3 separate regions of the Mus musculus genome follow, and regions 1 and 2 are each linked to region 3. The links are chromatin loops, found by intact Hi-C in ENCODE. Cell type or tissue: gastrocnemius. All regions are shown on one strand.

What was found. A loop is a pair of places that touch in the nucleus more often than their neighbours do. Peaks named below come from ENCODE experiments on the same cell type or tissue, not always from the same donor. Only the 100,000 strongest peaks of a DNase experiment are listed, where the experiment ranks them.
Region 1: a loop joins it to region 3, with 3 times the contacts of the local background. A loop is called at or near these places in 9 of 42 quality-filtered maps.
Region 2: a loop joins it to region 3, with 2.8 times the contacts of the local background. A loop is called at or near these places in 5 of 42 quality-filtered maps.

Annotation. Positions count from the first base shown.
Region 1 is chr10:68,437,599-68,445,598 of GRCm38, reverse strand. The region is part of intron 5 of Cabcoco1 (ciliary associated calcium binding coiled-coil 1); the gene reads left to right. Gm40683 (a long non-coding RNA gene) reads right to left here. Exons shown (of 4, transcript XR_871802.1): 3 at 6,312-6,360; 4 at 5,810-6,013. Among named protein-coding and RNA genes, the nearest start is that of Gm40683, 55 kb to the right of the region's middle. In gastrocnemius, no CTCF peak of the experiment used is centred here; no DNase peak of the experiment used is centred here; H3K27ac peaks cover 2,698 bases.
Region 2 is chr10:68,460,666-68,468,665 of GRCm38, reverse strand. All of the region lies in intron 5 of Cabcoco1 (ciliary associated calcium binding coiled-coil 1), which reads left to right. Among named protein-coding and RNA genes, the nearest start is that of Gm32872, 64 kb to the left of the region's middle. In gastrocnemius, a CTCF peak has its summit at 3,543 (motif pointing left); a DNase peak (open chromatin) is centred at 3,536; H3K27ac peaks cover 1,251 bases.
Region 3 is chr10:68,352,367-68,360,366 of GRCm38, reverse strand. No RefSeq gene overlaps it. Among named protein-coding and RNA genes, the nearest start is that of Gm32748, 16 kb to the right of the region's middle. In gastrocnemius, CTCF peaks have their summits at 1,032, 3,134 and 6,966 (motif pointing left); DNase peaks (open chromatin) are centred at 1,028 and 3,169; H3K4me3 peaks cover 1,860 bases; H3K27ac peaks cover 4,768 bases.

The DNA of each region.
Region 1 (8,000 bases), 85 kb before region 3:
GTCTCCAGTAATTTCTGCAAACCACAGGTAGGTAGTTGTTCAGGGAAAGAGAGAATATTATTCTCCACAAGATAGCTTCATCTGCAGGCAAGCCTTCCGCAGGGCCAACGGAAATGCAAAAGGAGAAAGGGTAAAATTCACCTTTTAAGTTTATATCTGATGATTCAAAACAGGCTTTCCACTATGATAATACCTTACCTCTTCTTTCAGACTCACTGACTGACAGTGTTGTTTAAGTTCAAACCCTTAAAAAAAAAGAGGTAATGTAACATACTTCAATTTTTTTAAAGATTTATTTATTTTCATGTATGTGAGTACACTGTCGCTGTCTTCAGACACACCAGAAAAGAGTTCAGACACACCAGAAAAGGACATCAGATCCCATTATAGACAGTCACAAGCCACCATGTGGTTGCTGGGAATTGAACTCAGGACCTTCAGAAGAGCAAGCAGTTAGTGCTCTTAACTGCTGAGCCATCTCCCCGCCCCACGCACTTCAATTTTTAATACTAAACCCCTCAGAAATAACACAACATCCCAAATGAAAGCCAACAAAGATGCATATATGACAGTGGCTTTCTTTTTAGTACTTCACATTGTCCCTGAGTCCCTACTGTCGACCGTAACATGGTTGGGTAAACAAGCATACTGCAGGTGGTCTGCAAAAAAATATTCTGAAAAATCATTTGGTGTTTCCCAGCTATTTATAACTATGTTTTCAACCCTCACCCTGAGAAAGTTGCCAGATAGCCACTAAGAATCAAAAAGTACAAATCCAAATTTAGTACTTTCAAAATCACTGACACTCCACACTCATCAGAAAGACCCCGAAAGCCCGCCTTGGAATGACCAAACCTTTTGCTTTTGATTTAAAAAATATATATGTGTGTGTGTTAAAGGGAACGAGTGAGAGCCAGGCCATCACAGGCCACATTTGACACAGAAAAAACAAAAGATAGACTGATAAATTAGGCCAGGGAGGGAGTAAATATCCCTTCCTCTGCAAAGCGGACAAGTTGCTTAACATCTGATAAGGCGACACAGTTGCAAAATATGCAATGGTACCGAAGAGAACGTTCTTGGGTCCAGGGAACTCATTCAGTGAAGTGGCACCCAGTGTGTTTGACATTTGAGACACTGTCACTGATTAGATGGCACTGTGACAGCCACATCCTACTGAATGTACCAGCGGGCCTACGAGACATTACCAAACACAGATACCACGGATCCATGTCGTCAAATATGGCTGCCGTAGTCTGTCTTCCAATGACCCCATCAGCAAGACGGTCCTCTGAATAATAACAGTAATTATAAATAATAATAAGGTTTAATAATCCCTCTCCCTTTGAAGAACGCCCAGCCTTTTTATCCGCATTATCTAATTTGTGCTTGAAACAATTCGATGTAGCAGCCAGGTAGCAATTACCATTACCCTTGTTTTATAGATAAATAAACTGAGGCCTGGGGATTTTCTTCTCATGGCACAATTAGGAACAGAGCCAACCCCAGAGCCCATAATTCAGCTCTCCGTCTTCCAGATTATTGCATCCTCAAAAAATATCTGGGCATCTGAAGAACAGTTCTACCCCTCAGGAAATGTTTGTACCAGAGCCAGACCAAAACATCTTTTGCTTCAAAATTGCATTGACACCTAGAGAAGAGGACAGATCCACCGGCAAGGGTCTGGCAGGTGATCTGTGGTCCTGATGAAAGGCATACCCAGGTTCTATCAAATAGTGTCACTGCCCCCACCCTTGCAAATGCCAAAGGTCTCTAAAAGACTCTAGAATCAGTTTTTTAATTATCCAACTTTATATATATATATGTATATATATATATACATATATATACACATACATATATACATATATAAAAGTTGGTATATATGTGTGTGTGTGTATATATAAAGCTGGATAATTAAACAAACTGAGATATGTGTGTGTATAGATAGATAGATACATACATACATATATATATAAATATAGAGATATATAGAGATATGTATAATATATATATTTCAAGCCTAAAATTATGACCAAGTCAAGATATATTTGGGCTTTTTTGTTTGTTTGTTTTTTGTTTTTAAATGGGCCCAAGGTGTTAACTGATGTACTCTAAACCAGATTGCAAATTGGTTTTCTGGGGCTTGCCAATTTAAATTCTTCCCTGCAGCTTCAGCTGGGGCGGGGCGTCTTCATTTCCTGTCCCGACTTGTGCTGCAGCAACCTGGTCCCCGTTTAGGTGATTAGCATGTGTGTGTATCTGCTGGTCTGGAGGCTCTGTGAAGTTATAAATGTTCAAACTACCCGTGTGCTGTGCCATGGGTAAAAATAGCACTCGTTATTAGATGTCAATTCATAGCCTGCAGGAGCCTGGCAACATTGTGAACCTTTTCAAAATGTAAATACTGCATATTAAGCATAGGAGAGAAAAATTAGTCTGCCACTCGTGCATTTCCAAGTCAAAAAAAACTAAAGGAGGAGGGGGAGAGGGAGTGGAGGAGGAGGAGGGAGGAGAGGAGGAGGAAGAGGAGGGGGAGGGAGGGGAAAGGAAGAACTGGCATCTGCAGCAGTGGGCATGGTAATAAGTTTGTAAGCGGTGGATCACAAAGGGAAAACTACTCCAGAAGTGGCTTGAGTAGTTCCTCCTGTCATCTCTGCCCTGTGAATTTCCTCTTTTCGTGTTCTGTTTATTCATGGCCTCCTTGTGGCCTTGCAGGTGCCATTTAGATGCCACTACTTTAGATGCAGTGTATTGTGGACAACAGGGTTCCTGTTGTTGTTGTTGTCATTGCTGTTGTTGTTGTTAAAGTTTTTCCATTATCACACAACACTTCTTCATTAGACTTGTAAACTAGGCATTCCTCTCCTTTGGGGCGGGAGGGGAGTGGGGGTGAGAGAAGTGGGGGCAGGGGTTATGTGGGGAAGGGAGGGGGGAGGTAGACAGTTAAAACTTTACAGGAATTTTTCTCTGTGTGTCTTTTCCCTTCCATTAATAGTGGGGAAAGCTGGCAATCAAGTTAAGCTTTCTGAAACTTTTGACATATTTTAGTAAGTTCTGATTTACATATGAAGTCATCCTCCAACAATTCCAAACAAATGTCTTTTCAAAGCAGCTCACTTTTTTTTTTTTTTTTTTTTTTTTTTTGTCTTTGGCTCACAACAGAAGTGAGTAGATTTTTTTTTCTTTTGCTCTCGCTTTTTTCTACCACTCAAAATAATAGAAAGTTGTCGTCTCCTTAGATTCTTTAATCTCACAGACGAGCTAATAACTGATCTGCAAATTTACCACCTTAAGGATGTGCTAACGGTTCAAACATAACCCACAAACCTCTTGTGGTTCAGCCATTCTCCGAAGAGGATCCATGAATGGGAGTCAATACTGTTAGTAATGTTAGTTCACATAGTCTAGGAGAAAGAACGGAGTATCAGAACATGTCCCACGTGACATCTTCACAGGACTGCTCAGGCACATGAAGATCTGGAAAGGGCGTCTGATTCCCTATAAGCATATTTTCAGAGCCAAACTGACCCTCCAGAAGAGGTCGAAATTCCTAGCATTTATTCCCATGGTAGATATCCAATTCATATTGAAAACACAACATTTCAAAAGATTTCTAGTGATTTCATTTGGCTCGTAAGTAAAGGGCTTACATAGAAAAGAAGGGGGGAAAAGACACAATATTTGATGGTGGAGTTTTGTACTGATGAGTATTAAATTATGCCAAAATGCCATTCATTTGATATTCCTTAAATACCGTAGCACAAGTCAAGTCAAGCACAGATTACAAACCATCTTAAATAACACAAATGTAATACACACACAAGGAACAATATAGCCAGCTTCAGGTAATTTCCGTATAACAGATAACATCTGGGGCAAATGCAGAAAGTAAGTTATGCAAAACTAATTTGCAAGTGACCACATCTGTGGATGTTATTTATTGCATGTTCACATAGCAGTCCATTATTCTGCTTAGAAATCTCTTCTCTTTATTAGAGCCTTTAATGTACTCACCTTGCTTCAAATGGCCTGCTCATAATCAGAATATACATATATATATATATATATATATATATATATATATATATATATATATATATATATGTTCACATGAAGCAAATTGGTTCTTTTTATTATATCTGTTTGTGTTCAAGCATCCAGAAATGACAAGAGAAGCACATTGATTGCTTTATATCCAAAGTTATATTTAGGGGGTATTTGAAAGTCAAGCAAAACCAGTCATTTGGCCAAATGGATATGTGTACATCAGAGAATTCTACCTTTTAAGCTCACCATTATACCCATGGCAAGTCAGTCTAGGCGTTTCCCGGTGGGTCTTGGTCCAAATGTCGTGAGTGCTAGTCTTCTGTGGAAAGGGGGTGGTCTTATAAGATGGATAAATTGAGACCAAATAGGTTAGGATTAGGGGTTTTGTTTTGTTTTGTTTTGTTTTTTTAAAAAAATAAGATACATTTTCCCTTTTCTGGTTTTATTTTTCCAGATTTAAAAGGTAACATATTAGACTTTTGAGGGGGGAAAAACATGAAAAAAATTGCCATCCTACAGGAATGTACAAAAATAGTTATAAAACTGACTTTATTTAATTTGCTTCAACTATTCATAGACTTGAGGAAATTATAATGCTCTCCCAGAAAAAAAAAATCTAACTCAATAAAGCTGACCATGTCTCTCTGTTTTAAATAGATTTTATTACAGAGCCAGCAATGTTGTAAAACATGAGGTTTTGTTAAAAAAAAAATACAAAGGCCTAATTGTATTTTTTAAAGAAAGTATTGCATCAGACGGCTTCATTTAAGCGTGTTTGCTGGCTCCAAGTGCTCACCACAATTATTGATTTGAATTTCCCTTGGACTTGTTTTTTAAGGAAGGCAACCGCTTTCCATAAGGAAAACTTCGCTGTGATACTTGGGAGCCTTTTGTTTATTTCAAACTCTGTATTTAAAACTGCACCTCCGTCTACTGCCTAACACAGCTAAATTTAATTCTTCGTGAAAGAGAGAAACAGCTGCGGTTTGGTTCATTAACAGTACGCAGAGCATGCAAAGAAAAGAAATTCTCACCCCCCCCCCACTCCTGGGCATGAATTGAATCAATTTAATAGTTATATGAACTACACACATTTTTAAAAATCAAGAGAAAGAAAACCTCAACTGTCAGCCATAATTTCAGCTTCGGGAATAAATGTAAGCCTAGATCTATCAAAGAAAGGAAGTGTGAAATCAGAGAGACCCAAGTCTCCACACGTGTGCTAGGGCACACACACACACAATAACACACACCTTCACACACATATTTTCATACACACACAAATGAAATGTATTCACAAACATAGACTCATACACGTATACACTTATGCACACAGGCACATCAAGCATACATGCCCACAGATACACACATATACATACATACACTAATTTGCATACACATGCATACACATCCACACACAGTTACATATTCCACATATTTACATATATACACATGTACACATACATATACATATACACATACACAGTTACACATGCACTCATACATATAGACACATACAAACACTCTCACATACATACACACATATTCACAGAGAAAGACAGAGACAGAGGGAAAACAAAAAAAAGAAGGGAGGGCAGTATGGCCCAGTGGTTAAGGTTCTAGAGGCTCTGAGTTCAATTCCATATACCCATGTTCAGTGCCTCAAAACTCCCTGTAACTACAGCTCTATAGGGATCTGATGCCCTCCTCTAGCATCCAAGACACCCAAGTACACACACACACACACACACACACACAGAGAGAGAGAGAGAGAGAGAGAGAGAGAGAGAGAGAGCTTTTAAAACGAAGTCAGTTGATCAATTCAGACCACAGAGGTGTGGGGAAGAAAATGTAAGACGTGAACACAAACATCTGTTTGCAGTTAACTGTAGAATCCGAGGACCAGGACAGCAGAGGGCGAATCGTGGGTTCTGCGTTCTGCTTCACCAAATGGAGAGGTTCTCTGTAAAGAATGTCAGTAGATGAGGGTCAACAAGCAGAAGACCCCAGCCTGTGTGCTGAGAGCACAGCAGGAACGTGGTGACAGTAAACAAGATAGCACCCTACCCGCGCATGCTTAGTGCCAGTGGGCTCTTCTTTCTCAATGTCTGGTTTGTCCCTGTCAGGCCCCCCCACCAAAACACACCCTGCACTACATACACTGTGGTTTTCTCGCCACAAATTAAAGTCCATGCCTCCAAGCTAACACCCCATTTCCTTCCCAGGTTTCCAATTTCCCGCAGGCAACTTCTGTATTTTACCTGTAGAGTTTCAGGCGACACGGAAGCATGGCTGGCTTCTTTTTCTTCTCTAGGAAAAACGAAAACCAACAGAAGACTTGGTAGTTCACAAGCCAAGAATGATAAGGGGTTGCACATAGCAGTGAAGAGACACGGGTCCTTGATCCCTCACTTGGCAAAAAGTAACAGCCTGCCAATGTGACAGGAGCAATGTCCTGATGCCTCAATATTCTGAGGAACGTTTAATCTACCCGAGATAAACAGCAGGAATGACATCATCCAATAGAATAAAAATTAAAGGTCTAGCAATATCAATAATTTCCCAGGATGGACACGATGATAAATTACAGTTTACCGAAAAGGGAACTGCCCTGGGCTCTAATACGACTGCCTGCTGTCACTATGCAATTAGTTGATCTTAGCTCAATCATGTTACCTCTTCATTGCCGAATATCCTTGCCTTGATATGTCTACAACTAAACATAGGGAGGCAGAGGCAGGAGGATTTCTGAGTTCGAGACCAGCCTGGTCTACAGAGTGAGTTACAGGACAGCCAGGGCTACACAAGGAACCCTGTCTCGAAAAACCAAAACAAAAAAAACAAAAAACAAAAAAAGCAAAAATTAATGATATGAATGCAGTCCAAATGCATACGCGCTGGTAAACCCATCAAGCAAACCCTGCTCCAGCCCTATCCAAAGCCTGTAAAGGAAAAGCATTAACATTTCAATGATGGGGTGTAAAACAGAGAACTTAGAAATGACTGCAATGCTTTCAAGATACCCCCCTCTCCCAAAAAAGTGTCCTAAGATGCTAATAGGGTCGGGAATGCTTTTCCATAGTTCTTCAAACTCGCATGCTCAGGCCCAACTCTTGTTACCAGAGCAGTGAGTGACTTCAACTCAGAACTTCACTAACAAGCTCGTGAGTGTCTGCTATGTAAATTGGAACAAGTTATTGATTTTTTACTGAGTTATGTAGAAGATATGAAAACCAGAGCATTCAAGTGGCCATGTCTTTACAGATCAACTGAGATGGGAAATTAAATTATGGTTAAAAACACTGCCTGTTAAACACAGAATTAGAACAAGGGGAACTAATAAAAAGAATCAGAGGCTTGATGCCTTTAGTAACCTCATCTCCTCATCCATGCCACGCCACAGTGGCTGGACTACAGACCCGGCCAAAGTTGGCATCCAAGGTTCTCCATATCTTTCAGTGCTGTTTCTGACAGTCTTCCTCCGCCACCGCATCTGCACCCTGTTGGCAAAGTACCATCAGCTGCCCTCAGGGAAGTCTCACTCTGCCACGAGTTTGCTGTGAGTCCCTCTGATGATTCCATGTTCTGGTCTTATATACACATTGAACTTCAGAAATTCTAGTGTGTCTACCAGCGTGTGTCCACTGCTGGGATCTCTCTCTCTCTCTCCTCTCTCTCTTCTCTCTCTCCATATATATATATATATATATATATATATATATATATATATATGTGTGTGTGTGTGTGTGTGTAACATATATATATGTATATAATAAACACACACACATATATATCCTCTATATATCTATCTCTATATCTCACACACGTGTATAGCCACATGCATGTGGAAGCCAAAGGTTAACTTTCCATGTGGCACTGTTTCTTCTCTTCTCTTCTCTTCTCTTCTCTTCTCTTCTCTTCTCTTCTCTTCTCTTCTCTTCTCTTCTCTT
Region 2 (8,000 bases), 110 kb before region 3:
TTAAGTCCCAAGTTCAGCGTCTTGGGTACATGGGGAAGTTGATGTCAGTCATTGAGGGGGTGGACTGAGGAGTCCTAGTTACAAAGGCATGGCGATGCCATTCCCTTCCCCTGAAGAAGGAGCCATGTTGCAAGCAAAGCAATAATTGTCCCCTCAAACTTCTGATTGTATTCTTCCAGCGATGGCGCTTAAGAAATGAAGTGCTTTGGTTGCACTACAATTTGATTTTATTTTGATTTTCCCCACTTGGGAAAAAAACCAACTCCTTTACTTTGGGGGGCGTCACAAAAGATGAAGGAAATCCAGAGGACTGTGTTTCCACATGTCACAAGTACCTGCACAGGGCTGTTCAGTCCACCTCTGATCACAGTTGCTAAGGTATGGAACCAACCCAGTTGCTCAGCAGTAGGGGAGATAAACCAAGCTGTGTATACACGATGGAATTTCATTCACCCAAAAGGAAAGCGGAATTACATCGTTTGCACAAAGATGGATGAGCTGGGGATGGACTTAGTATCATGGTATTACGGGAGTTAAGCCAGAATCAGTAAGACAAATATGTCTTCCCATTATGGGTCCTAGATTTTACATTGATACATAAATCATATATGTGTACATGACGTAAGAGGAGATGTGTCACTGTCTAAGGGGATGAAAAGGACCAGGGATATGGTCAAAATACATTGTGTGCTTGCATTAAATGTCCTTATGAAATACTTTACTAAGGATAATGAATATATGCCATTTAAAAAAAAAAAAAGGAAAATACAGAAGAGGAAAGTTACTGATGGCATTGCTGGCAGCCAACTCTGATGCTACAATCCTGACCTGCCAAGCAAGATATGTCCACTTGTGCAATAGTGGTGTGGAGGTTAGCAGGTAACCAGCCACTGAGGGTTTGGACTCGAAGCCTGCTTGACAAGAAGGAATTTCATACCTTGTCATGTAAACATGATCTAAACTTATGGTTTGGAAGGTCAAAGGCCCAGAGAGGAGGGGATGCTATTTCAGCATGTGTGTCAAATGCACATGCTGTCAAGCTGCCTTCTAAGTATGTATGCTTTTAGTTGTAGATTAGTGTAGCCCTTAGGCTTAGTGGTACGCCAAGCACACACACAAACACACACACACATACGAATAATAATGATAAAAGTTTTGAAAAGAAAAGAAAAAGGGATAAAGGGAGGGAAATGGCAAAACAAAATAAAATGTCATCAATAAGACATTTTTGTGTGCAGGAAATATTTTGATATCACACAATGATATGAAATCTAGTGGAAGCTGACTCAGAAGTTGAGTTAGTTTGACTTCCTGATGTCAAGACATTTCATAACAATGACTCTCTTAAGATTTTAAAGAAAGAACTTGTCTCATGAAGTTTCTGATGAACTGGATTCTGGGTAAAGGGGAGGAGGCATCAGTCAGTGATAGAACACTTCCCAACCCCCAGCATTGCACAATAATAAAATATTATAGAATATAAACTAGAATAAACCTACAATAAAAAATCCAAAGAAAACTGGCTAAGTGTGGTTAAATTATTAAAGTATCTGACTACATAAAAGTTGCCAAATTTACAGAACAGTGTTTTAAATAATATGATGTGTAAGCACTTACCTAAGTTGTCTTGTATTTTTAAATCTACCTTCTGAATTATTTATTGACATAAAGGTCTATCAGTAGGAGCTAAAAAGAAAAGATATTAAATTTAGTCACTGTGGCTCAATTCCCTGGGAAAACAGTGAAGTAGCATTTTAATTACCAGCAAATTTAATGTTACCAACCAGGTGTGAACCATTGGAAAGTCCACCAGCCTCTCTACCTAAGCAAGTGTTTTCATGAGTATGATATTTTTAATTTTTTAAAAAATTATTTATTATATGTATGATATCTCTGTGTATAAAATATATGTGTGTTTATGTGTGTGGGGCATGTCTGTATGTGTTTGAGTTTGTGTATAGTATAGTGTGTGTATATACTTTGTGTGTGAATGTACTTTTGTATGTGTGTATATGTGTGTGTACACTTTGTGTATATGAATGTATTTTTGTATGTGTTTTCCTGTGTGTATGTACACTTTGTGTGTATGAATGTATCTTTATGTGTCTCTCTCTGTGTATATTGTATGTGTGTGTATATCTCCTGTGTAAATGTGAGTGTTTTTTGTATGTGTGTTCATGTGCTTGTGAGTGTGTGTGTGTGTGTGTGTGTGTGTGTGTGTGTGTGTGTGTGTGTGTGTGTTTAGGTCAGAGGACAACTTTCAGGAGTCAATTCCATCCAACGCATGTTCTGGGGTTGAATTCAGGGTTGTGCATGGCAAGGGCTTTTCCCCACTGAGATATTTCTGCAGGCTCGCTTGTATGAAATCTTGACAGCATCAGTTTCTAATAAGGAATGCAGACCCCGAAAGCTGTCCCATTTATACTGCACTTATGTTATTTTGTTTCAACTACAAATTCCTAGACTATCAAAGCTACCAACATTTGACTGTAAGGCAGTTACATCCTACCACAGAGGTTCTCAAAATACCCAAGGCCCCTCCTCCGCTTCCTCTCCATTGTTAGGATTAGTCCACATGACATTTCTTTGAGCAAAATCCATAATGAGATGAATAGTTTTCTTACTGGAAATGTGTATGTTATATAAACAGTTATTGGAACCATATAATCTATATCGATATCCACCAGGCCTGGTCCTTCTCAGATTTAATGAAGCTGTCCATTCAGTGTGGCTGTCTTGAGCTTACAAGGCTCTGTTTGTCTTCAGAATAAGGCCAGGCTCACAAAGACACATGGCAACTGCCAAGATCATAATTACTTTTATATTGATTTAAATCTAGTAAAATATTAACATTTCTTATCTCTTAGAGGATGGTTTGAGAATATACTACCAAAATGTGAGTTATAAAAAGGCTCATTTTTTAAGTCTGTAATTTGGGCCAAATATCTACCACAAACATTGTAGTGTATGTTTCCAGAATCTTTATGTCTTAGAGAGAGCCATTCAACAATTTATATTTTGATTCTGTTCCTATATTTGCTAAGATTGATTTACCTATCTACCACCTAGTTAGCTAAACATGCCATTATAAGTAATATATATCATTTGAAAATAATGTGATCTATGCAAACAACGTATAAACACATCCTAATTATAAGTAATAAGTGCACTTTTGTGATGTCTCCAGGTTTGATTAATTAGCTTGTTCTAACATATACCAGCCATTTTAAAGCATGCTGTAGCTTTGACCTGTTTAGCTTTTGCTTCATTTAAAGCATGCAGCTCACCCATTTTACTGTGTTTTAAGATAAAATGTACAAAGACCACATGCCTCCCAAAGAAAGATTAAATTACTTCCAGTCGTTTTAAACCGATAGACAAAAGCAAACTCACATGAAACCTATCATCCTGAGTTTTGACAACATAGAATTTTCCAGTTCAGGGAATACACACTCTATCTGAGACACTTCATCAAAACAGGGATAAAGGCCGGAAGGGCCTCAGCAGCTGCAGCTTGCAGCAGAGTCGCACTATGGCGCCCTCCTGTGGAGGTTTGCTCAAAGATTCATCTGCCTGCCCTTGGGAAAGATTTTCCCCCCATCAGCAAAAAATCAAGGCATTCAGAATTAAGGAAATTCTATCTGGTTGAGTCATTCCTTCCATTTGTAACTGGGCTTTGAGCTGCTTTTCAAATCCAAAAACCATTTACGGTACCGAGGATTTGCAGATCAACATACACAGAAGGGAGTGAAGCTTCTCATCTTTATGTCTTAATTATTTCATTGAAGTAGCTATCCCCCTTGATTTTAACTTAATTAAGAGCTAAAGGGGGCAACCAGAAAACTCAGGCCCTGAAGCAGGAAGATAAATTCTTCAGTAAAGACATATTTTTTTTAGATTTGTTCAGTTAAAACCGGTTTTGTGTTAGAAGCATAAAGACTATAGATTTGTAATCATAACAAAGAAAGAACAGTGAAGTTTAATTTGATTAGATTGTGTATTTATTTATATTTATTAAATATATGCAAATGGTGACCATTAGATTTTCAAACCATTAAATTTTTAGCTCCACTTGGAAACTTACCTTTTTCACCCAGAATAAATCAATGTCATTTATTAGATGTCTGTCCCAAAATGATGGGTCATTTATATTTTCTCACCAAAACTGATCCTCCTCCTATGCTCGATATTCTGGGTATAGAAATGTGATCTATGTTGTATGAGACATATACACACAAAGACATTCACATGTGCCCCAATATCTCTGCACTTTTGAAACAAATTTCTGAATAGATCTCAGTCTGTGCCGGATCCCCCACCTGATGCACTAAGCCTATCTTTCCTGCTGCATCTTCTCTTGTCCTGCTTCCCTGTGGAACCTTTTCAAAGTTATTAATGCTGAAGACCTCTACTAACTACTCAAAACTCAAGGCTTACCCTCTCCCCCATAGAAGTTAGGAACCACCAGAGCATGGTTGGGTCACCGCCAACCATAAAATTATTTTCATTGATACTTCATAACTGTAATTTTGCTACTGTTATGAATTGTAATGTAAATATCTGATATGCAGACTAACTTAGGCCACCCCCTGGGAATCCCCAAAGGGGTCGCGACCCACAGGTTGAGAGCCACCTTGGATCTCTTTAAGGAGGGGGATTGACTGAAGGGAGCTCAGAGAAAAACAAGAAAGCTATCCGCAGCATTTGACTTTACAATACAATGGATTTTTTTTTTTTTTTGGTCTCTGCATGTAAATCTCTTTAAATCTGTCTCCTGCAAATGGAAATGGGAAAACACGGGATTTTTAAAGCCTAAATGTCTGTAATTACAGACTATTAGGTGACTGCCGCGCTCATAACTTGAGAAGTGAGCTCAGCTCTGTCTGAAGCCTTAGCCATAATCAGGAGATTATAAGTGAGCACATCCACACTACACGTGTAGAACAAAAATCTTCAAAACAAAAATAGCATGAGAAAGTGTGTGGCGGAGTTGGGGACAGTGTCAGCTTCCTTCAGTAAAAAAATACCTTAATTAGTAGGACCAGATTAGATTAGAAGCATAATTGAGAAATTCAACCTACCCAAAGAGTCACCAAATTGGGGGGGGTGGGGGGGGAAATCTCAGAAAAAGAAGGTTGGCAGGTTGGGGAGTGGCAGGGAGGGTATGTTCAATTATAATACACACTGTATGAAGATATTGCTGTATAACCCAGTGCTGTATACATTGAATATATGCAATGAAACTTAAAATAAATAAACATTAGGCTAAATAATCTCAGTGCCAGGCATCTTTTTGCCTTCTGGGTTTAAAAATAAAAATTCTAGGAGCTGGAGAGCTGGCTCAGCAGTTAAAAGCATTGACTATTCTTCCAGAGGCCCTGAGTTCATAGCAACCATCTGTAATGGAATCCAATGTCCTCTTCTGATGTGCCTGAAGACAGCTACAGTGTACTCATATTCATAAAATAAATGATTCTTTTAATAAATAAGTAATTCTAGAAAAATGAGATTAGCCATCAAGAAACAAGGGTGATATCCAAACTACTTAAAACAGACCAGACTTAAAATAAATAAGATAAAATTGGGTCACAGTTAGACGATGTCCCTCAAATAGATCCAGAATGAACCTCATGGCACCCCGTATTTCAGGGCGTGCCCTCTCCAGAAAGCTAAGTAGCATCAGAGAGATGGTAACCTTTCTGGTCCCCAGGATAATAATGCAATCCCTGTCAATTAGTTTGGACAAGGGGAATCATTAAGACTGGGTAACTGCGATCCTTAAATACAGAGTCTACGTTCCCCACCAAGAGACTTCAGGCAGGCCAGTCTCAGGGAACCGCAAGCTCTGATTCGGATAGCCCTCCTCTCCCCTTGTCTCCACAGCACCCTTATGGAGTATCCCATTGTCCCAGAGGTGGCCTGTCCAAAAAGCAAAAGCCTTCCTTCCATAGCACAAGATTCAGCTGGGAATTTTAATGTTGTTTTAGCACTACAGTCCCTTGGGGAGAAAAAATTGTTTATTCCCAAATGACTCTTCTCTCTGTGTTTCCTGTCTCGTGAGCTAGAATAACTCCTGAGTGAAGGAGTAAGGAAAGCAGAAGAGAGAAAAAGAAGATGCGGGAGGGAAGGCAGAGTTCTGACTTGAGTTGGGAAGCGCTTTCCCTGAAGATTTGTGAAGTGCAGAGGGTCCCTGTGTTGTCTGCAAAACCTGGTCATTGGAATGAACCACGATGTGGAGCTCGATGAAAAAGAAAATATTGACACATGTTCCAGCACTTCCTGTAGGCAGCGGCTTAACACCCTTAGCTTCTGGCCAAAAAGCAGTCAGTTAACTATATCTAAGTTGTAATTTGCTGTAACTGGATGTAATTGGCTAAAGTAAGTCCTCCTAACGGTCCCTCCTCTGGTGATGTAGGAATATAGGCACTACGGCTTATTATTTCGCAGCTGGGGACATAAAGGACAGACAAGATCTGATGATGGAGTCTAGGTATCATCTCTCAGCATCCATTTCTTGCTCTCTTAGCCACAAAAGACTGTTAATAGCGAGAACAGTAAGGGAAACTGAGGTCACGTGACCTGACAGTCTTTATAATCAACTTTAGGGTGGTTTGTTATTGCTGTTTGTGGGGAGGGCATGGATGGGACACACAGTCTCTAGCAAACCCCAGGAATTCCTGTCTTCATGGCCACCCTGTGTGTGTGACAGACAGATGAGGCCTTTTTCTGGCTTTTATGCGATTGCTAGAATCTGAACTCAGACCTTCATGTCTGCACAGAAATCACTCTTACCTTCTGAGCCATTTCTTAGGTTTCCATAGCTTTCAATATTTTATGATTTTAAATTTTTGATTAGCGGGTCAGAATCAAAACAGGAATTATATGTTCTCCTCCCTCAAAAATTTTTTTCTGAGACATTTATTAAACCCTGGCTATGATCGCCAGCATCCCTCTACCACCACCAAAAAAGATATTTTGTATTACCCTATCAAAAGAATTATCCTAACATATGCTATATTAGATCTTAACAACAACACTGAAAAATAAATTATGTAGTAGTTTAAACCTTCATACAAATTATATACAGTATGACACTATTAATTTAAATCCAAATCATTTTCAATTTCAGGTAATCAGTCTGACTGAGAGATAATAAAACCAGATCTATAAAACAATAAAGACACTTACAATTTTGATATTATTACTTAGAGCAGTTTATCTTCAGGGTATGGAAAAACAAACTATCATATGTAGCATGTATGCGAGCTCGCACACACACACACACACACACACACATGCCCCAGGACCTCTGCTCTCTGATCACACTTTCTTATGTTCTTAATAAGGTGGAATTTGAATTTGGCAACATTTGCTGTTTATATGCAAATGGACATTGCTAATTATAAGTGGTGTTTCTTTCTGTTCTGCCTGCTAAGTCATTAAGGTAGCCCCAGAATATTTACTTGTATTTACGCTTTATTAGTAATTACAGTTACTCTAGCAATCTTTTCTAACAGAGGTTCCGGGGGAAACAGAGTCCTACAGGAAATGGGTATCCATTTTGAATTCTTTGAAGGATAGCATGTATAAATGGACGGCAGATCCATGGGAGAGAGGTTAATTCATGACAATCAGTGTGTACTTCGGTTTTGCAAAATCTTGCTTGAGGCTGATATTCGTCCCCCTTGAAAATTTACACTGTCTATGGGGAAAACATCCGACAATCCAGACTGTCATCAAATCACAAAGGGCTTTCCAGGCCAACTCACCTAAATAAATCTATTCGGTAGGTCTAAAAGTAACCTTAGTTCTTAGGAAAAGTGACTTCATTTTAAAATTCTGTCTATCATAAGAGCCCACTGATCTACATGTAACTGACGGCAATTTAGCTTGTAGATTGTGAGAGTGAGACTGTTATAAAAGGAGTATTTTGAGGAACGTAACTTGGCTGTGGTGCACACAGCATTTTGAAGTGAAAGCCTTTAGGGACAGAGAGACTA
Region 3 (8,000 bases):
GTGTATTTTTATATGTGTGTTTCTGCATTCGTGTGTGTGTGTGGGGGGGGGGGTCTGTGTATGTGTGGTCTGTGTGTGTTTCTATTTTATGTGTATGTTTGTATGTATGTGCTTATGCATTTGTATGCTTGTGTGTTTATGAACTTGTGTGTATATTGTGTACATCTGTGTGTGTTTGTGAGTTTGTGTGTTTGTGTACATGTATGTTTGTTAGTATGTATATGAGTTTGTTTCTTTGTGTTTTTATGTTTGTGCATATTGCATGTTTTCATGTGTTGTCCATGTGTTTGTCTTTGACTTTATGTTGTCTGTTTGTATGTCTGTGTTGGTGGCATGCATACTATGGACAGATTGGTGACAAATCATGAGGACAAGGAACAACACAAAGTGAAACCTGGCAATAAACTCAAAATGAAAGATTAACTCAAACGTGGATGCCATGATGCATTTCCACAGGGTCTGCAGCCATGATGAAGTGAGACTTTGCAAACATATAGGTAGGTATCCGGGGGTCCCATGATGAAGTGAGACTTCATAGGTATTCGCAGGTCCCCATGTTCCTGTTACCCCTCATTCGTACTAGGTACAAAAGCCCAATACCTCATTTGTCCTCAAGTTGGTCTTTGGTGGAATTGTCCGTCACTGGGACCCAATCTGGAGTAAGTAGATGTTGATTAGTGCCTTCCCTGGACATTTTAATGCAGCAGGTAGTAACAGGCACAGAGAGCTAAATGATTCAGGAGAGTCCTAGGTGGCTTCTGCTCAGAAGACTTTCTGACCTGTGATAATACATAGGAAGAAATCCAATCCAAGTACAGGTTATTAAAAGACTGATGGATCTTTAAAGGATCACTCGATGTACGGCTACTCTTAGCTATATCACTGTGTCAGGTCTGTGTGTGTGTGTGTGTGTGTGTGTGTGTGTGTGTGTGTGTGTGTGTGTGTGTGTCTGTTTATGCATATAAATGCTTTGCCTGCCTGGGTCTAAACATACCATGTGCATGCAGTACCCACAGTAGCCAGAAGGGGCATTGTCCTCCCTGGAACTGGAATTACAGGTGGTTGTGAAATCCCCATGTGGGTGCTGGGATTTGAACCTGGGTCTTCTGCCAGAGCAGCAAGTGCTCTTACCCACTGAGCCACCTGGAGAGTGTCACTTACAGCTTGATGACCTCCAGAGAGTTGCTTCATCTGTGCAACTCAGTTTCCTTGTCCACAAAACCTGCACAATAACATGAACTCAGAAAGTTGATTTTGTGACTCAGCAAGATTATATACACTCAACATTTATTACTAAATAGTAAGAAACTAACACCAAAATGGAACAAACATTTTCCCACATACTTAGAGGTGGGGCTGGCACTAAAGCCCTTATCTCTTAGCGGTTTGATGGTCTGGGAGTCTGATGGAAACAGAGCTGTCCTCGATAATGAGACTAGGTTGGCTCCTGTAATCATGTCCTCCAGAGAAAACTCCTTCCTCTGGCATGTGGCCTCTGAGACCTGGCTTGTCTGACTTCTTTCGCCTTCCAAGTCATAACCCTAAGCCCAAATCCCAGAAAAAAAGACAATTCTATGACTCAAGGAATTTTTCTCTTAAGAATGTTCTTCAAAACACTCAGTCACATCCAGGATAATTTATGGATTTATTAAATATATAAATAAGCAAGTATGGCAAACCGACATATGCAGGCTAGTTTTGTATCAACTTGGCACAAACTAGAGTTGGAAGAGGAAGAAGGAATCTCAATTGAGAAAGTGCCTTTGGAAGATCAGGCTGCAGGCAAGCCCCATAGGGCTTTTTTTTTTTTTTTAAATTAGTGATAGATGTGGGAGGGCCCAGGCCATTGTGTCATTGTGGGCGGGGCTACCTCTGGGCTAGTGGTTGTGGGTTCTATAAGAAACCAGGCTGAGCAAGCCATTAAGCAGCACCCCTCCTTGGCCTCTGCATCAGCTCCTGCTTCTGGGTTCCTGCTTTGTTTGAGTTCCTGTCCTGACTTCCTTTGATGACCACCAGTGATGTGGAAGGTAACCCTTTTTCTCCCAAGTTGCTTTGGACATGGTGCTCCATCCTACCAATGCTAACCCTGACTAAGACACTACAGGTGAAATACAAAGTTGATCAAACTGGGTGAAAATTTTGTAATAATCCATAGTGTAATGATGATGCCTGTTATAAAATAGCTACAAGGGATTTTGCTTATTTTTCTTGATTCTTTGGTCAAGTACATCTGAGAAGAGACAATACAATGTAGCACAAGATGATCATAAATGAGTTCAGCATTTGGGGATTTTTTTTTAAACACAGTTATTCTGGAGGGTAATGAGATGCAATAATGTTTCAAATGTTTATTTATTTATTGGATGGGGATGGGGGCACTATAGCCTTCTCTTGATAAATCTCTGTAGTCCATTCTCTACCACCTTCTTGTGGCATCCAAAGCTCCAGTTCCCATCTCTGGACCTTCGCCAAAGCTCCTCTACTCCAGATGCTAGCTCGCTTGTCCCCCTTAAAATGATCTTTTAAAAAAAAATACTTATTCCCATCTTTGGAATGCCATGTTTTGGGACCCACTGGCATCTGCTGTTACCCCTGACATCAAATGGAGGTAGCATAGTTCAACTTAAGCTCTTTAAGTACACAAGGGAACAGGCTGATGTCGTTTCTCTCTGTTTCCCTCTCACAGAGAGGAAATGAGTAACAATGGGAGAAAGCCATGTGTGTTCGTGGAGATCAGAACATTAAACTGGAGCATCAACCAGCTCTTCGCTGAGGAGTTCCAGGAAGAAGGTTCCCACAGAGTTGGCCTTCACCTACATGAAAGGCTTCCATTCTCTGGGTGATGGCTTCTCGCCTTCCAAGATGGCGACTCACGGTCGATGTGGAAGCCTAGTTCAGTGTTTGCTGAGGCTCCAGTATTCATGGATTCCATACAGAACTGAGGTTCCTTCCCTGTTGAGGCACAAGCTCTTACCAAAACAGTGAGAACACCAAGACTGTATTCTTTGGTCCCAGCAAGCCCCTATACACTTCCCCAGGCAAGGAGCCCTAAGGAAGGCAAGGCTTCAGTCAACCTTTCTGGAGACACAACCTTCTTTCCCAGGACCTTCAGCTCAGCTAAGTGGAGACACCTGGTGTCTGGTGTTGCAACTTCAAGAAGATCAAAGAGTCTGGGCTGAAAATCGGGCCTCTCATAAAAGCTGCCTCATTCAGGACAAGTTCCAAAGCAGCAATTCAAATAGCAGTCCCGTTCTACTCCAAGGAGGCTCACTTCCCTTCAATAGCGCCGCCGTCCACCGACAAGGTTTTCTCCATAACCCTGCCTCTTTTAACAGGAAAGAATCTAGCATAATCACAGGGCAGGAAGTATTTATTAGAAGCCAGGGAGAATAGGTCTCCCTTTCTGGCCTCTTCATTTTGTGGGGTGTTAAGTCATGGGGGGTGGGGAGCAGGGGGCGGGGGAGAGGCAGATATCTGCTTGGTATGATATCTGGTTGGTGATATTTATAAGTAGCCAGCCAGAGTAGCAAAGTTGCCCCACACACACATCCTGAAAAAAAAAAAAAAAATTTTTTTTTAGCCTAAACAAGGCCAAAGGAATATTAAAGTTTCACTAGGGAAGAAATATGGCCGCTGCCAGGAACTGACTAGTCATAAAACCCAAGGCATTCAGGCGTCCATCATCGCCTGCCTTTTAATGACTGAACTAAAAGAAGAGACATCAGTTTTCAAAATAAGGTTATAAAAATGCTGTGCACAGATGAGGCCTCCAAATATTTTGATAGTACCCGAACAAAATTGCATATATATACATATATATATATATATACATATATATATATATGTATATAATCATTGAGACAAATCACAAAACATATGTTGTTATGTTTTGCTCTAAAAACCATGAAGTTTACCCAGAACCCTATTATGGTAACTGCTTCACTTTTCATGCATTCCTAAATTACCATGTAATCTAAAACCTTGTTTTCAGCGGCCCTATATTGGAAAGTCCCTTCAAACTAAGCAGGATGATGGCAGGCTCGCTCACATTCAGAAAGAAACCTGCCTTTGCTGCTGAAAATGAAAGTGGGATTTATCAGATAGACTCCTTTAAAACAGTCACCACCTTAGTGACACACGGGGCCTGACGCATCCAGGAAATGCCGAGACCAGGAATTATGCTTTAAGCTCTCTGCATTTTCAAACACATGGATAGTTGGTGTAAAAATATATTCTTTTCCTGCAGGGACGTGACTGTAATTAGTGTGTGCCAAAACTCTCTCTCTCTCCCGGAGATTTCATTGTCTTATCTCTTTGCAGCATCTTAATGCGATTTTATTTTACTTTGTCAAAGTCCTATTAACATAAATGTGTTCTCCATAGCAAACAGTGTTCTTTTTTATGCAAAACAGGATTCAGCTGACTCTAATAAAACAGCTTGCAGTCTATTAGAGTACAACAGTAATGTGCTTATTTTGTTTGTCAAATCAAGACCGCCGTCAGAAGGCTCTAGACAAAGATTTGTCTTGTTTTCCAGAATAATTGCCAGGGTGGGGCTACGTTATGATCTGTAAATGAATAGTATCGCTTAGAACAAACACTTCATATATCTTTTATCTTCCCCTGCACACAGTTCTGAGTTTTTCTTTGAAATCTTTGCTCCACTTTTCCACATAAGTCATCAGAATGTTTCCAAAGAATTTTAACTGCCAGATTAATTATATCTTACAAACAAAGATAGATTGCTTACATTCTTTATTCAGAAACCCTGCCAGTATGGAGCAACTGGCAACAAATTAATCTCTTTTGCAACCCTACAAAATGTTTTGCTATGAAAAGGCCTGGAAGGTAAATGGATCCTTTAAAAAAAAAAAAATCAGGTTGCTCATTCTGAAAGGCTAATCCTAAGCACAGAACAGAGGAGTAAATGAATCTAGCTACTCCCTAACTTTGCTCTTCCTTTTCTTTCTTTCTTTTTGTTTTTTGTTTTCTTGGTTTTTTGTTTTGTTTTGTTTTGTTTTGTTTTGTTTTTGTGTGTGTGTGTGTGTGGTTTTTTTTGTCTTTTGTTTTTTCCTTCTTCTTAACAACTAGGTTACAGCCTTCTGTTAATGGATTCAGTTAATTAAGTATTGCTGTGACCTGGTGGCAATTTCTGAAATCCAGAGAATTTTTCCCTCTTTTAAGGTCTGCCTCCCCCACGGGGCCCCGGGTGTAATCTGTTTGCAGAGAGTCTATGTATGTCAGCCCTGCTTCCCTTAGAAGCTTCTAGAATGTTTTAATAAATTTATCAACCGAAAAAAAATATTACAAACATTTCATTTCCTTTGACTCAGGCACACCACACACACACACACACACACACACACACACACACACACACACCACTGCCTTCATTGCAAATTCTTGCCAGTATGAATCACCCTAAGTAATGTTTGCTTTAACTTTAGTGTGGTTCAACAAACAACCTTTATATGGCTGGACTTCAAAGGGAGGAGAAATGAAGGTTGGAAATATGATAGGCGTAATCTATTATTAGGCATGAAACACTAAACCACTTTTAGCTATAACTCTAAAACCTGCATAATCTTAGGTTTTTTAACATAATGTGTATTTATTGTGCCTTCACTCACACAAGCATTTATCTCCCCGTGTTTGTGAGAGAAATACTTTCCACTGTAGCGTGGGCCACTACTTGGCTTAATTTTTCCTAATATTTAATTTAGAAAGGGGAAAATGGTAATATTATAACAGGATTCTCATGTGTCCCAGCCAAAATACTTAGTGTTCCTCTTTGAGTAAAATTAATCTGTTACCAGTTCCCTGACCTGCAAGTCAGGTTTCAGTAAACTAGGCATCCAGGGAGGAGGGCAGAGGGAGGGGGTAAGCTAGGCTGGCTAGGGAGATAAGATCTCTTTCTTTGATTAAGGGGGGGTGGTGTTGGCGGGGGGGGGGGGGGGGGTGGGGGGGGGAGCTAAAAAAAAAAAAACCGAATGTCTCAACCCAGCCATGCCTCCCAATGGCAGAAAAATAAGCCAAAAGTGTATCCCAGCAGTAATGGTTGAAGACATTTATTAGCTCCGTCCATAACAACATTCACTGCAGGGAGAGCAATTGTTAAAAAATCTGTACTGCAATTATTTCTTTAATGATGGGGGGGGGGCGTCTCCAGCTCCTTATTTCTCTCCTTCTTCACCCTCCACAAACATTGGCACTTAAAAAAAAAAAAATCTAATGTTATGAAATAAGTCAGAGAGCTTGTAGCTCAAGAGAACCGGAGACAGCACTGGGAATGTATGCATGCGCAGAAACAAAAACACCGTCGGTAACATTTTGTTCTTGATTAAATTTGCGCTCCCTAATACAGTAGATTAAAAATAAGTCCAACTGTTAAACGCATTAGTGTTCAGCCGTGGTTCTGGTGCCAGAAAAACCGATACTGCTTCAGACCCAGCCTCTCTCCACTAGACTTGAGGAGCCAGGGGAAATCTGACCCCTCTGGAAACCCGAGCCCCAAAGTCCATCCATGACCCTGCAGTTTGGGGATTCCTTATTTTCGTCGGGTGATGAAATCTCAGAACCATCTTAATATTTTCTCACACTGGGTCAAAAACTCGGCGTCTCTCGGCGAGGCTGTAAGAAAATACGGGCTAGGAAAACGGAGGATGGATTGCTAATGGCTACAGTCAAGACACTCCAGAAGGAATATGAAATGAAGTTGTTCTTTGGTGTACAGGGAGTCGTGAAACTTACATCTTTTAAAAAGAGTTGTAAGCCATGACCTCACGCCAACCCCCCACACTCCTCCCACCCCCACCCCGAAGAATTTTAAGAGACTGGAAAGACCCACAGTTCAGAGTGGGTGCTCCTCCTTACAAGGCATCCAAATTTGGTTCTCAGCACCTACATCAGAAGGCTCACAACCGCGTGTAATTCCAGCTCCTGCACACCTGATGCCCTCTTCTGGATGTAAAGGCACCTGCCCTCACACATGCACACACCTCCACACACTCACCTCCACACACACAGCTACACACACACAGCACTAAAAATGAAATCTCTCTCTCTCTCTCTCTCTCTCTCTCTTTTTTTTTTTTTTTTTTTTTGGTTTTTCGAGACAGGGTTTCTCTGTGTAGCCCTGGCTGTCCTGGAACTCACTCTGTAAACCAGGCTGGCCTCAAAGTCAGAAATTCACCTGCCTCTGCCTCCGGAGTGCTGGGATTAAAGGTGTGCGCCACCACGCCCGGCTGAATAAATCTCTTTTATATATAAAAATAACTATTTAATGGGGCAGGATTTTGAAATGTGTCCTCAGAATTTTGGAGTGTGTGACACTCCGGAGATCATGGCTGACTTGTCTAGCCAATGGGGCTCTGTGAAGTTGGAAAGAGAGTCTGGCCAGATTCATGATGGGCCGGCCCAACCTTGCTGGACATGTAGAATGTACAAATTACCTTCCTCCCCGGTCTGTCCATTGTTGTGGAAGCCCATGACCCTTTGAATGTATTCAAAAAGAAAAAAAAAAAAAAATGGCTTCCAGAGAGACAGCTCAGCAATTAAGTTAAAAGAACTGCAGTTCATTTACATCAGGCCTCTTACAATCAGCTGTAACTCCAGCTCCAGGCGGACCTGCTACCTCTGGCCCCTATGGGTACCTGACTTTGTGTGTGTGTGTCCATGTGCTCACTCGCGCACATGCGTGTGCATGTGCATATATGTGTGTGGGGGGGTGTTCATGCACATGCATGCACAGATAAACAATTTAAAACTTTTTTATTTAAAAAACAAAACTAAACTAGTAGATTGAAAACTGATATGTTTCTCAGATAATTATATTAATATTCTTTATCTAAACTGTGCTATCCCTCCCTGTATTTTTTTCCTAGTATGTATCTTGGTAGTATCACAAATACCAGCTTTCCTGCCTCACTCCCTCTTCCCACAGATTCCCCCCACCCCCATCCCTGTTCCTCTGCTCTACCCCTGACATATTTTTCTGGTCT